Linked DNA regions of Homo sapiens: region 2 is linked to region 1. A link is a contact called in ENCODE Hi-C or POLR2A ChIA-PET data. All regions are on one chromosome and are shown on one strand. Each heading gives the region's core, a stretch centred on a gene start or an enhancer-like site at or near the end of the contact. The rest is flanking DNA. Distances are from core to core; before and after follow the strand shown.

Evidence for each region. Hi-C counts contacts between places; a loop is a spot of excess contacts on that map. ChIA-PET counts read pairs that join two places held with the same protein, here RNA polymerase II (POLR2A). Pooled maps may share reads with other maps.
Region 2: a loop to region 1 is called in a pooled map of heart right ventricle, with 1.8 times the contacts of the local background. The contact joins the promoter of RFTN2 here to the enhancer-like site in region 1. A Hi-C loop is called at or near these places in 1 of 50 pooled maps. POLR2A ChIA-PET finds 5 or more read pairs at or near these places in 6 of 52 experiments (BJ, H1, WTC11 and 3 more).

The regions. Positions count from the first base shown.
Region 1 is chr2:197,594,797-197,601,835 of GRCh38, forward strand. It overlaps RFTN2 (raftlin family member 2), which reads right to left. Exons shown (of 9, transcript NM_144629.3): 8 at 1,195-1,273. Among named protein-coding and RNA genes, the nearest start is that of RFTN2, 77 kb to the right of the region's middle. Within about 2 kb of position 4,958, at least 2 of the 41 ENCODE cell types and tissues checked have a DNase peak (open chromatin) inside an H3K27ac peak, as active enhancers do.
Region 2 is chr2:197,674,135-197,680,588 of GRCh38, forward strand. RFTN2 (raftlin family member 2) reads right to left here and starts at 1,453. Exons shown (of 9, transcript NM_144629.3): 1 at 1,186-1,453. The coding sequence starts at 1,324.

The DNA.
Region 1 (7,039 bases), core at 3,708-6,207:
GATTTACCTACTGACCCAGCCAGCCTCTTTCCAAAATTAATGTGAGACAATTTAGCATGACTGTATTATACACACAGTCAATCTAGCTCTTTGATAGTTTAGATAACTTTAAAATGTACTAAACAATGTTTTCTTTTTTCAAATCTCTGCAGCTTTGCCCGAAAACATAAAACAACGTTTTCTTGATTTAGATACAGAAAAAGAATCACTTTAAATAGTTTTCTGGTCCATTTTCAAATTTCTTGTTTTGCAAGTTATGCTTTATTAATGCACAGATTGCCTCATTCAATCATTGTATTCCAGCTGTGCATCCAGTAAGATCAAGGTGACTTGAGGATCAGAATAGCCCTTCAGCAAAGTGCTGAAAAAATATAAACTTGAGTAGATAACATAAAAGAAAAGTGTTGCCAAAGGTCAATATAGCCAAGGTTGCATGGATGCATTGCAAGATCAGGCACATTCATTCACAAGATTTAGAACTGTAAGGGCAGAAAAAACTGTTCCTCTCTCCTCTTAGGTTCAGTAGCTGAGAACTACAAATTAAACTGACAAAAGACATATTAACAGGAGAAAAGGTTTATTTTCAATGCACACAGTCTTTTCACAGAAAAGTAGCAAAAACCCAAAGAGGCAGTTTGGTGTAGAAGACCTGGGAGTTTATATACCATTTTAACAAAGGGTGGTAAGTTGTGGACAGGTGACTAGATGAGGGAAAAGGAGTTTGGGCTTCTGGGGAAGTAAATTGTGAGAAGGCAAATACATGGGGTAAACGAATGGAAGATCAAGCTTATTTTAGTAAGGTTTGTTTTTGCAGACTCTTCAGTGTGAATTGTCTCTGGTGATTAGACACGTTTACAAATGGAAATTTATGTCGCCTTTATAAAGTGACATGTGTGCCCTTGTTTTTCAGCAGAAAGGTGGAGGACAGAGAGTTCCTCCTGTGTCTGCTGTTTCTTAATTGCCTTCAGCTCAAAGTAATCCTCTTGCCAAAGTGGCATATTTTGTGATGGCATATTATAATCCCCTTTGGAACTATTTCATGTTGCCTGATTGCTAGCACATTTCCCTTATAGGTTGGTTCAGAGGACTGTTTCCATATCATGTCCACGCTTTCTTATTTGGAATTACAATGAGAGTTTAAGGATTAAATGCTTCAATATAACATTCAGTTAATAAAGCATCAATTTTACTCACATCTGGTGTTTGAGCAGCTGAATTCCACATAACTGGCCTCTGAAGGAATACGATCTGCTTTGTAGCCAAATTCCCTTCACTGCAAATTAAAACAATAGTATTAGTATTTGTGAGTTAGTAATTCTCTATATTTCATAATTGGCTAGAACATTCCATATGTAGTTTTGTAAAATAATCTTCTGACCAAAAATAATTATAAAATATAAATCTTTTTTTTCTTCCAGTGATGGAAAGAATGTAAAATATAATTCTATAAAAACCACATCTGGAAAAACAGGAAAAACCCCTAAAAACTGAATATGGTCACTATAAAAGGAAATAATTTTAATGTTTAAAGACACTTGTAATCTCACCAAGCTAACATCAATATTTTCATTTCTTTGTTTCCCCTCTTAGTCTTTATCAGCTTGTGTAATTTGCATGTCTGTGATCACTGCACATTTATATTTTGTTTCTATGCCCTTCACTGAATGCTCTTTTCCTTGTTTGTACACTGTAATCCTATTTTTAATGGTTGCATAATAACTCAAAGAATTAAGATACCAAAATGTACTAAGCCTTTCTTTTATTATTGGAAAATAAGGTTGCTTCCAGTTTCTTGCCAGTTATAAATATATGATGCTATTATAAAAAATATGTATCATATTCCTCTTATGAATTATTTTCTTGAAATGAATACTTAGGAGTGGGATTATTAGGTCAAATCTTATGATTTAAGCTTCTTGGTATGCATTGTCAAACTTGCCTTATAAACAGAAGAGACTAATTTAGGCTGCCACATGTGAGAAAATTTACATCCATTTTCAATTGAGGGACTTCAACTATAGCTAGATTTATTTTCAGATGCTTCTTTGTAGTCAGCTACTCAGTATTCTCCTTATTTAACTATCATCATGGCAAATTACCCCTTGCCAAAGACTGCTTGGGGTTTGTATTCCTCTGAAATGCTTTTCACAGAGTCTCCATGGATTTATGGGGAGGAGTGTCTGTAGCTAATGTTGCTCAGTTACGACTTTTATTATGCAAAAAACCCCAACAAAACCTTACTATTAGCTGCATTTTATGCTGAGCCCTTTTTCTGGAAAATGAATGCAACACTGAAACTCTGGCTTTAGAGTTATATGTCAACTGCATACCATTTGAAAATCCCAGCCTTACTGATACCACTGAATTTTGAGAAATATCAAATCTTCCTCAAAGTGATAACAGGAGACTGCTTCTTTTTTATTTTTGAAAGGCTGTTTCTAGTCTAATCTCATTCCATTTTGACCTTATCTTTGATTGGAACAAAAAACTTTTATAAAATATGTAGTAACTTTGGGAACAAATCATCATGAGGCTTTGGTACACGGGCGGGATTAGCATGTGTACAGAAAAAGCTGGTCACATGTTTTGGGAGCATGAAGTGTGCTGGAAAAAGCCATGGCTTTGGAACCAGACAGTTCCTGGGTTCAAATCCAAACTCTGTCATAGTACCTAATAGCTGACGCCTTTAATCATTTAATCCGTAAATTGTGTTTTCTTTTTCTTTCTTTCTTTTTTTTTTGAGATGGAGTTTTGCTTTTGTTGCCCAGGCTGAAGTGCAGTGGCGTGATCTCGGCTCACCGCAACGTCACCTCCTGGGTTCAAGTGATTCTCCTCCCTCAGCCTTCCGAGTAGCTGGGATCACAGGCATGTACCACCACACTGGTCTAATTTTGTATTTTTAGCAAAGACGGGGTTTCTCCATGTTGGTCAGGCTGGTCTCAAACTCCCGACCTCAGGTGATCCGCCTGCCTTGGCCTCCCAAAGTGCTGGGATTACAGGTGTGAGCCACTGCGCCCAGCCTCTCTGATTTTTTTCTATCAGGGACCTCAATAAGTGATAAGTGAAGAATAAGAGTGCATGAAGAGCCTCCCATTGTGCTTGCCACAAGAAGGAACACAACAACTGTGATTTCCTTCCACTTTTCCATTCATTTAGTGAAATATAGGGTGCAGTTAAGGGAAGGGGAGAAAAGTTTCAGAATCAAGAATATCTTCCAGAGAGCAAATTCAAGGGACAGCAGGACATGGTGGTTCATGCCTGTAATCCTAGCACTTTGTGAAGCTGATGGAGGAGGATCCCTTGAGCCCAGGAGTTTGAGACTAGTCTGGGAAACATACTGAGACTCTTGTATCTACAAAATCATTAAAAGAAAATTATCCAAGTGTGGTGGTACATGCCTGTGGTCCCAGCTACTCGGGAGGCTGAGGTAGGAGGATCACTTGAGCCCAGAGGTTGAGGGTGCAGTGAGCTATTGATCACGCCACTGAACTCTACCATGGGTGACAGAAAGAGAACCTATCTTAAAAGAAAGAAAAGTAAAGAAAAAAGAAAAACAAATTCAAGGGACAGGGTACGTGGGAATGCAGAAGAGACCTTCTGGGTAATGTTCCAGGTGTGTGATCCAGGTGGAGAATTACATGAAAGAACCAGGTCTGGAACGATCCGAAGATGGGAAGCAGGGATCAGGGTAGAATTATTCTTCTTGAAGAGAAAGCAGGAACGCATTGGGGTAGGGATTGTTGGAGACCTTACAGGGAGTTCTTTCACACTAACTGTGGATGGGGCAATTCTGAATGCACTAAGATCTGATGTTTGACCTACGGCAGGCTTTACAAACTTTACCGTGCATTCCAAACATTGAGGTGCCTGTTGATTCCAGGGTCCACTCCAGTCTTTTGGAATCTCCATTTCACCAGGCTGCCCAGGTGGCCCTGATGCACAGTAAATTTGGGAACCATCACCAGAAGAGACAGACTTGGAAGTGTGGACTTCTCAGGCCTTGGGGATTACTTGGTGATACTTGCTACTATCAAAGGCATTCACTGTTTTCCTTGAATAATAAAACCCACCAACAGTTCCTGTTGGTATGGAGTGTGGAAACAAAAAGGGCTTATTTTCTGGAAGCATCCTTGATGTCTATTTTACCATATTCTTCTTCTTCTTTTTTTTTTTTTGACGGAGTCTCGCTCTGTCGCCCAGGCTGGAGTGCAGTGGCACGACCTCGGCTCACTGCAAGCTCCGCCTCCCGGGTTCACGCCATTTTCCTACCTCAGCCTCCCGAGTAGCTGGGACTACAGGCACCCACCACCATGCCCGGCTCATTTTTTGTATTTTTAGTAGAGACAGGGTTTCACCGTGGACTCGATCTCCTGACCTTGTGATCCGCCCACCTCGGCCTCCCAAAGTGCTGGGATTACAAGCGTGAGCCACCGCGCCCAGCCTTACCATATTCTTCTAATGTGACTTGTGTCCTTAAATGTTTTGGACAATTTTAGCTGGATAGGCTGCCTAGAGCCATGCTGAGGACACATATTTTTCACCATCTTTAGTTTACCAATTTATTCCTGACCTGACTTGTCTAAAATATAAACGAATTTGGAATGTGGGCGAGGAGTTACTTACTCCCTCTGCAGTGTGACACAATTTCTGGCAGCAACCCCAAATTATGAAAGAGTATCTCTACCAGCGGATCCCGAGGCAGTGTGAGAAGGAGAAAGAGGAAGGAGGTGGCTTATCAAAGGCTCGGTGGGTTGGAGGTGGAGGTAGGTGGGTTAGGGGTGTATGTCAAGGAAAAAAGTCCTCAGATGGTGTGAAGTACACTGCTCGATCCTGGGTTGAGAATCATTGCCTGTATGTTTGAAATAGGATTCTCTCTGCCAGCGTTCTACTTGATATTTAACACAGTATGCAGAGAGGTGAAACATGTGGCACAGGGGAGGGCGAACCCTCCACAGCTACTTCAGTGAGGCAAGAGCACTGTCAAACCTATCCCTCCTGTGGTGTGAAGGGGAATTGCCTCTGAAAGGGCAGAAGCTTTTTAAGCACGAGCTTGATTTTATTTTATATTTTATTTTTTTTGAGGCGGAGTCTCCACTCTGTTGCCCAGGCTGGAGTGCAGTGGTATGATCTGGGCTCACTGCAACCTCTGCCTTTCGGGTTCAAGGGATTCTCCTGCCTCATCGTCCCAAGTAGCTGGGATTACAGGCACACACCACCACATCTGGCTTTTTTTTGTATTTTTAGTAGAGATGGGGTTTCACCATGCTGGCCAGGCTGGTCTTGAACTCCTGATATCAGGTGATCCACCTGCCTCGGCCTCCCAAAGTGCCAGGATTACAGGCATGAGCCACCTCGCCTGGCCTAAGCACGAGCTTTAAAACTGTTCGGTTGAAACTGACGAGTAATGCCTTCCAGTGGCCCTATGGGGAGTGCTGTTTGGGGAGTCTAATGAGATAAAACAGCAAACATGGAGATGGTTTGTCAAAGGCTGACAACTTTAGACAGCATCCAGATGCTCAAATAAGACTTTGGAAGGTCAGCATCTGCCTACCTCTTGGGGACGTCCTCATAGTCAGATCCTTAATTTGAGATATGTCGGAAACTTCTATGTCCCTGGTTTTCTGAGGGCCATTTTGATTTAAAATAGGTCCTGCTACTTTCAGACCAGCTGTGAGACCATGTGGAACTTGTTTTGGTTTCGAGGCTCTAATCACGGTAGACCTAAGGGAAAGAGGTCTGAAGCCTTATAGAGGGACGCCTATTTGGTAAAGCAAGTAAGTCCCTTATGGTTCTCAGTGGTTCCTGAGATAATTCTATTTACAGAATTGGGATAGAATATTTTTCCCTTAGCAAACTGGTGGTCATTATGGCACCTGAGAGGATGTTTCAAATGCCCTGGATGGTTTCAGAGGACAGAGCCCACATCTCTTATTCCCTACAAAAAGGTTCATCCAAAAGGTGCTGTTAGTTAAGTAAGTGACTTAGTATCTTCCTGAGAGGGATTTAAGAATCTTCTGGTTCTGTTTTAGACTTTAATGGACAGTCATGCTTTGATGTATTAGAAAACAAAGGCAACTTTGGAAAATATGCTTGATTTAGAGATAGTAATTTAAATTCTGAAAAAGTTCTAGTACAAACTGTTTTGGTGACAAGTATAGAGAACAGTCTACAGAGAAGTGATGAGAACATTGACTAGTCCCTTCATCTCTGAGGGCAGCAGATGATCCCTGGTGCTGTGGTCAGCACGAGGGCACAGGCTGCATGAAGGACAGGTCAGCCAGGGCAGGCTGAGTTCTCTGCAGGCAGAAGTGGTTGAACATTGTCAATGAGATAGTAGATGTAAAGTTCCTACACCCTGGATATGGACCCTGGAGCATAGGAGATGCTCAGAAATGTTTCCTTTTCTCTTCCCTGCCTTCTTCTATGCATTTCATAAGAAAGCACAAAGAAGATTCTATGTGAATGTCATTTGAGGGAGAGGGATTTGCTGTGACAACAGCATGACTATCAAGAAGATTGGGTCTTCCCACTAACAGAAGATCTCTTGGACTAAACTAATAAAAACAACTTTGACTCCTGTAGTGCTCTCAGCGTTCCAAGTCCTTTCTGTGTACATTAACATGCTTGTTTCTTATGATAATCCTTTAAGGTGTGCAGAGCAGACATTTTCTCTATTTTATGGATAGGGAAATTGAGACTCAGCTTTTAAGACCTTTGTCTTGGGTCTCCTCTAGTTCCCACTCTTTCTACAATACTGCATTAGCTCTACAAGCAAATGTAGAGTGACTACATTTGCTTGTAGAGCTCACTGAAGCCCTGACTACAGGAAGATGTGGGTTAGTTTAATTCTATTCTGACTAGAAAACTTTATAATTAGTGGATAAGTCTAAGCTTATTTTACCAAATTCCAGATTTTTATTTAGCATCCTAAATTAAGCATTCCACCTTATAATGTTCAGAAGTTATAGTGGAGAATAATGAAGAAAATAAACACAAATGTTCATTTTTCTTGGGCCAATTAGACTACTTAAGCAAACCA
Region 2 (6,454 bases), core at 203-2,702, 76 kb after region 1:
ATTAAGAAATTAAGAATATTAATTTTTTTCTTTTGGTAGCCTTAGCTTTAAACAAAAATAGGATATGAACATGTTAAAAGTCTATGTACAGATTTTGTGTATGTCCCTGGAAGGGAGTTTGTTTGCTGGCCAGCTTAATTTTTGACAAAGAAAAATGGGCTGCTCTTGCTTCTTGCACAAAGATGCACTGTTTCTAGAGCAAAGCAAAAAAAAAAAAAAAAAAAAAAAAGAAAAGAATGTGTGTAAACAAAAAATTTGGAAAAAAATTAAGATAATATTCAACATGATAATTTAGTATAAACTTTTTGTGAATTGATAAAATGTGTGGCTCATTAGAATTAAAAATATAACTATAATAAGAATTTTACTAATATCTGATAACTTTAACAGCAAGCAAAGCACTCTAAATTTCATTTTTACTACTTCATAATTAAAGATATAGCTTTTTTAAAAAGCTGCTTTGTCTGTGCAGTTGTACAGTACTCTAAAGTTTCCAAAAGAAATGAGGCAAAGTATTTGTGAAATCGAGCCACCTCGATTCCTTCCACAGAGCTGCCATCTGGGCTTGTTTATTTGTGTTTCCAACTTTCTGGAACAGAGAGTTTCTCTGTTAGGGACAGGGCACTGAGCAAAGGAAGTGTCTTACAGAAGGCTATCTTTTTTTTTTTTTTAACTACATTTTCAAAACTTATAGTTTAGTTTGGTCAAAAATATCAAATGACTACCATAATCACAGAGTCTAACACAATTGGAAGCCTCAGAATTGTCTTAGCAAACACTCTTCCACGATATGATGCAAGTAATATTTACTACATAATACCTTATTGTGATTTTCAAATCTTTTTCAAAATACAAACTGTCACTAAGGCTATATAGCTATTTGTCCTGGAAATCAAGCATTTTTCATAAATCCTTCTATAAATAAGTATTTGATTTAAAAATGAAAGAAGTATTTCCAAGCAATTTCCCTAATTTTAGAAGGTACATATGAGCCATGTTACCAAAATACGAAGCAATCAACAAAACAAAAATCTTACAAAGTATAATTAAGAAGCGAAGCATTATTGTTTGAATATACAATCTCATTATGAAGAACAGTTTAAAAATTTATTAAGTCAACACTTAAAAATGACTAGTAGTCTCATCTCTGAAACATTTAACAAACAAAATAGAAGCAAAAAGTACCTTGTAGAGTAAAATCCAGCAATACATATTCGTAAGCAAATTCTGTCTTTGTTTCCACTTGCGGTCTCTTCAGGGTAGAAAATATTTTTCCAGGGCTGCTATCATCAGGGTCTTCTAGCTTTCTAAGTCCGCACCCCATGGCAAAATCTGTAAGGAATTAAATTGCAGGAAAGGGGAGGGAGAGCAGCAAATTCTGTTGTTTAAGCTGCAAAAAGAAAGTTACAGACTTAACTGCTTTGATTTTGTTTTCAGCTAAACTATAGATAACCAAAAAAAAAAAAAAAAGCAAAAACCAAAAAAAAAAAAAAAACCCAAAAAAAACCATCTGGGTCCAAAGAAAGGAGTTGAAGAATTTTTCTATCCATTTTTCTGTAAAGTCATTGAACCCATGATTAAGCTACAGCTCCAGGAGGCTGGGCTTGATCTTAGAGAAACATGCAAGCTGCTACAACTTAGCGGAGAATTTCCATGCCACGTCAATTTACAGCCAGCCCCCTACCAGAGTTCTGTCGCTCAGGGCACCAGCGGTGCTTTGTCTATTCCAGTTGGCTGGATGATAAAAAGAGGTGTCCAAAAACGGAAATAAAAAGGCAAAAGGGCAACTTGGATGTAATTATCTACAAGTAGAAGATATATTCAGACATAGTGGCACACAATTCTTTTTCTGTTTTCCCTCTCCTCTCTGTCCTGCGCCTACCCTCCTTCCTCTCAACTACTACCAAGAAAGAAAAAGGAGAGAGAGAGAGAGAGGCAGTAGGGGGGTGGAGAGAGAGACAGAGAGAGAGAGGGAAAAAGAGAGAGAGAGAGTGAAAGAGAGAGAGAGAAAGAAAGAAAGAGAAAAATGAAAAGAGTGGATTCTCAACATATTTAGAAACAAAAATCATTTCCAGAAAGGAAGTCAGCTTTATGAGGAAACTATTTCTGGAGTCTAAAAGGAGGAAAGTAAAGTTTAAAAAAACAGCCCTTTAAGTCTTTAGTTAGTACTTTTGAGGATTTCTTTCCATATGAAGTTTCTTTCTGTTGGAAAAAATCATATGCTAATTAAAACAGCAAAGTATAAAAAATTTATATTAAAATATTTTTATAAAAAAGACTTTACTTAATTGCAAAGGAGAGACAGTTATGTGTGTAATTAGTTTCCCCAACATCCTTAAATAGTTTAAAACACTCTACTATTAGAAGGCTTATGATAGCAACTAATACTTCTATAGGTCTCAAAGTATCCTTAATTAAAAAATAAAACAAAACTGACAACTTGATTCATTTAATTTTTTTTTTTTTGAGATGTGGTCTTGCCTGTCACCTAGGCTAGAGTGCAGTGGCAAAATCATGGTTCACTTCAGCCTCGACCTCCCGGGCTCAAGCCATCTTCCCACCTCAGCTTCCCAAGTAGCTGAGACCACAGGCTTCAATGTGATTGAAAAAATTTTTCAGGCTTGTATTCTCTAGAATCTCAACTGTGATAAGGGTTTATTTTGTAAATAATGGAAGCAGTGGCAGAATCACATGCAACCACATCTGGCTCATTTTTGTATTTTTTTGTGGAGATAGGGTCTCACTATGTCACCCAGGCTGGTTTTGAAATCCTCAGCTAAAGTGATCCTTCTGGATCGGCTTCCCAAAGTACTGGGATTACAGGTGTGAGTCACTGCACCAGGGCCATTCAGTCTTATAAACTGCCATTTACCGGAGGTCAAGAATAATTTATAATGGACCAATTGTAATGAACGTTTATTGTATTTTACCCTTTACAGGTCAGGAAGTATGGTGCGCTCATCAAAACTGTGAGCCCTGGAATCAGGCTGCCTGGGTTCAAATCCTGCTTCTTAGGCCTACTAGAGATGTAATCTTGGGCAAGTTACTTGACCTCTTCAAGTTTCAACTTCCTCCCCTGTAAATGGTACTTACTACATAGGCTTGTTATGAAGGCTGAATGAGATAATCTTATCTCATATGTTAACACTAGGCCTGGCTAATAGCACAAAATACATTTGTTGATGCGTGTACGTTATAAAACAGGTTGGGAGTAGGAATAGGAAGGAAGTGATTCTGCCACTGCTTCCATTATTTACAAAATAAACCCTTATCACAGTTGAGATTCTAGAGAATACAAGCCTGAAAAATTTTTTCAATCACATTGAAGCCTGAGCATGAAAACTCTCAAAAGGGGGATGGATCCTTTATTTTATAGATCACTATTACCTTTTTTCTTTTCCTACTGCCTCCTTGCCTTTAAATGTTTTATTTCTCAGAAAAGTCTTAGAGAAAAATTCCACAGTCTTTCATGCTCCAGGATGAGCACTGTCGGTGGTAAGCAATTTGACTAAAAAGACAGCCAACTCTGACCCAGTGTGACTCATCTGACTGTTCACAGTACTTTCATGCCTGTCATTTTCCGTATCCTCTTTGGTATGGTGGGCTGTGAGGTCCTGTATGGCAGAAATGGAATCTTTGAAGGTCACTAGCATCTACTGAAGTGCCTGGAAGATTATTTAAGTACCCATTATATTTATTAAATGCATGCTATATTCCAGCCACTGAACTAGGTGCTGGTACAAAAGATAATTAAACATGCCCTCTGCCCTAAAGAAACTTATAGTGTAATGGGGAATACAAACTTATCTGCAGATAATTTCAATGTAATTTGGTAGATGCTGAAATAAAAGTATGCAAAAGATGCTATAGAAACTCAAGATGGGGCCTCTAACTCAGCCTGGAGGATGATGTCTGAGTTGTCCTCAAGGATAAATATTTTTAAGGTGATAAAGAAAGGTGGGTAGCATGTGCCAGAAGAGAAAAGCATGAGCAAAATCATGGAATCATGAAAGAGTATGGCATGTCGAAGGAACACGAAACAGTTGACAATTACTAGAACATAAAAAGTGAGAAAAGACTAAGCTGTAAGGGAGGCAAGGGGTAAGCTGTAATGAACTTGTCTACCATACAAAGGGAATTTGGACTTTATTTTGTAGGCAACAAAGGTGAATCAAATAATCAAATGGAATAATCAAGTGAGGAGTCTGAAGTAGGCAAGTGATATCAGTTTGCCTTTTAGATTGGTTACTGTGGCTGATTTCAGGAAGATGGTTTTACTTAGAGCAAGAATGGAGACCAGTCAAGAGGGTAAATGCAATAGTCCAGTAGAGAGCTGATGACTGAACGAATGTGGTACATCAGTAGGTCCTTAAGGAATTATTTTTACCTTTAGGAAAAGGAACTATAGTTTCTTAAGTTCATAATTGAACAATCACTTAAGTAATTTTCTCCTCCAAATTCTAACAAAATAAAATTTAATTAGACTCTTACAATATTTTTAAAACATTTTCATTTATCAATATGGCACACATTCCTGCTATTTTAACAATTACATGGGATTTCACTGCATTAATACAATGCTTACCAAGTAACATTTTGGTCATTTTCAAACTTCTACTGTGAAGATTTTTCTAAGGGTTACTTTTTTCCTCACTTTGGATTATTTCCTAAATACTTAGATTCTACTTCATAAATGGTCAAGTAGTTTACATACAAGAAACCAGTTAGAGGATGGACACAGTGGTTCATGCCTGTAATCCCAGCACTTTGGGAGGCCAAGGCAGGAGGATCACTTGAGGCCAGGAGTTCAAGACAAAGAAATCAGTTACGAAGCAATAAGCAGAGAAAATGCATTCTAATGGCTAAATAACTCATGTGTATTACTTATCTAAATATGTGGTTGGCCATAAAACTGTTTAAGGTATCAATCTTATATATTTTAAGTTTTATCAGTTGTTACCACATATTTTGCCTATATCTTTTATGCCTATATATTTATATAAAAACACTTGCATTCAAAAATTTTTCTCTGATGGGTGCAGTGACTCACACCTATAATCCCAGCACTTTGGGAGGCCGAGGTGGGCAGATCACTTGAGGTCAGGAGTTCCAGACCATCCTGGGCAACATGGTGAAACCCCATCTCTGCTAAAAAAAATACAAAAATTAGGTGTGGTGGTGCATGTTTATAGTCCCAGCTACTCGGGAGGTTGAGGCATGAGAATTGCTTGAACCTGGGAGGCGGAGTTTGCAGTGAGCCGAGATGGCACCACTGCACTCCAGCCTGGGCAACAGAGTGAGGCTCTGTTTCAAAAAAAAAAAAAATTTTTTTCTGCCTCTCCTTTGTGTCCTGAAGAATAATCTGCATCTCTTCACTAGTGTATTTCTCTTTTTGGAACAAATATTGTTTTCTGTTAGTTTTTAAAAAATTAATATACTTTTTTTAAGAGCATTTTTAGGTTCACAGCAAAATTGAACAGAAAGCAGAGAATTCCCATATGCTCCATTTTCACACATGCACAGCTTCCCCTACTATCACCATCCCACCAGAGGGACATATTTGTTACAATCGATGAACTTACATCAGCACATCATTATCTCCCAAAGTCCATAGCTGACATTAGGGTTCACTTCAGGTGTACATTCTATGAGTATTGACAAATGTATAATGACATGCATTCATCATTGTAGTGCTACACAGAGTAGTTTCACTGTCCTAAAAATTCTATGGTCCACTTATTCATTCCTCCTTATTGCTTTAACTCTGATTCACCTGGCAATGGTAATATATAGGGTAAGCTATAGATCCAAGTCATTTCTCTTCCAGCCTGATATCCAACTGTCACAACCACATTTGTTTCCATAATCTTTCATCAATGATGTTTCCTCAGGCTTATCATATATTAAATATTAACAGTAATTAGGATAAAATTTTGGAATAAATGTCTTCTAATTCTGGTCATTTTTTCTATAATGAATTATATTTGTTTGCTGCCAATGCAGATTTCAGGGACAGCTTTCAGTTCTGTATTGTAAATAGAGTTTCCCCAAGCGCAGGTTTGTATTTGGCTAGGTATGATGGAGATGTATTATCACTTCTTGCCTGTGCTCTAGTATGGGCTCCCTTAGTCCTTGAATGAATGAAGGAAACTTATGAAAATGTAGCACAGGCCAGGCGCGGTGGCTCACACCTGTAATCCCAGCACTTTGGGGGGCCAAGGTGGGTGGATCATCTGTGGTCAGGAGTTTGAGACCAGCCTGACCAACATGGAGAAATCCTGTCTCTACTAAAAATACAAAATTAGATGGGCATGGTGGCACATGCCTGTAATCCCAGCTACTCAGGAAGCTGAGGCAGGAAAATCACTTGAACCTGGGAGGCGGAGGTTGCGGTGAGCCGAGAGTGCACTATTGCACTGCAGCCTGGGCAAAAAGAGTGAAACACCGTTTCAAA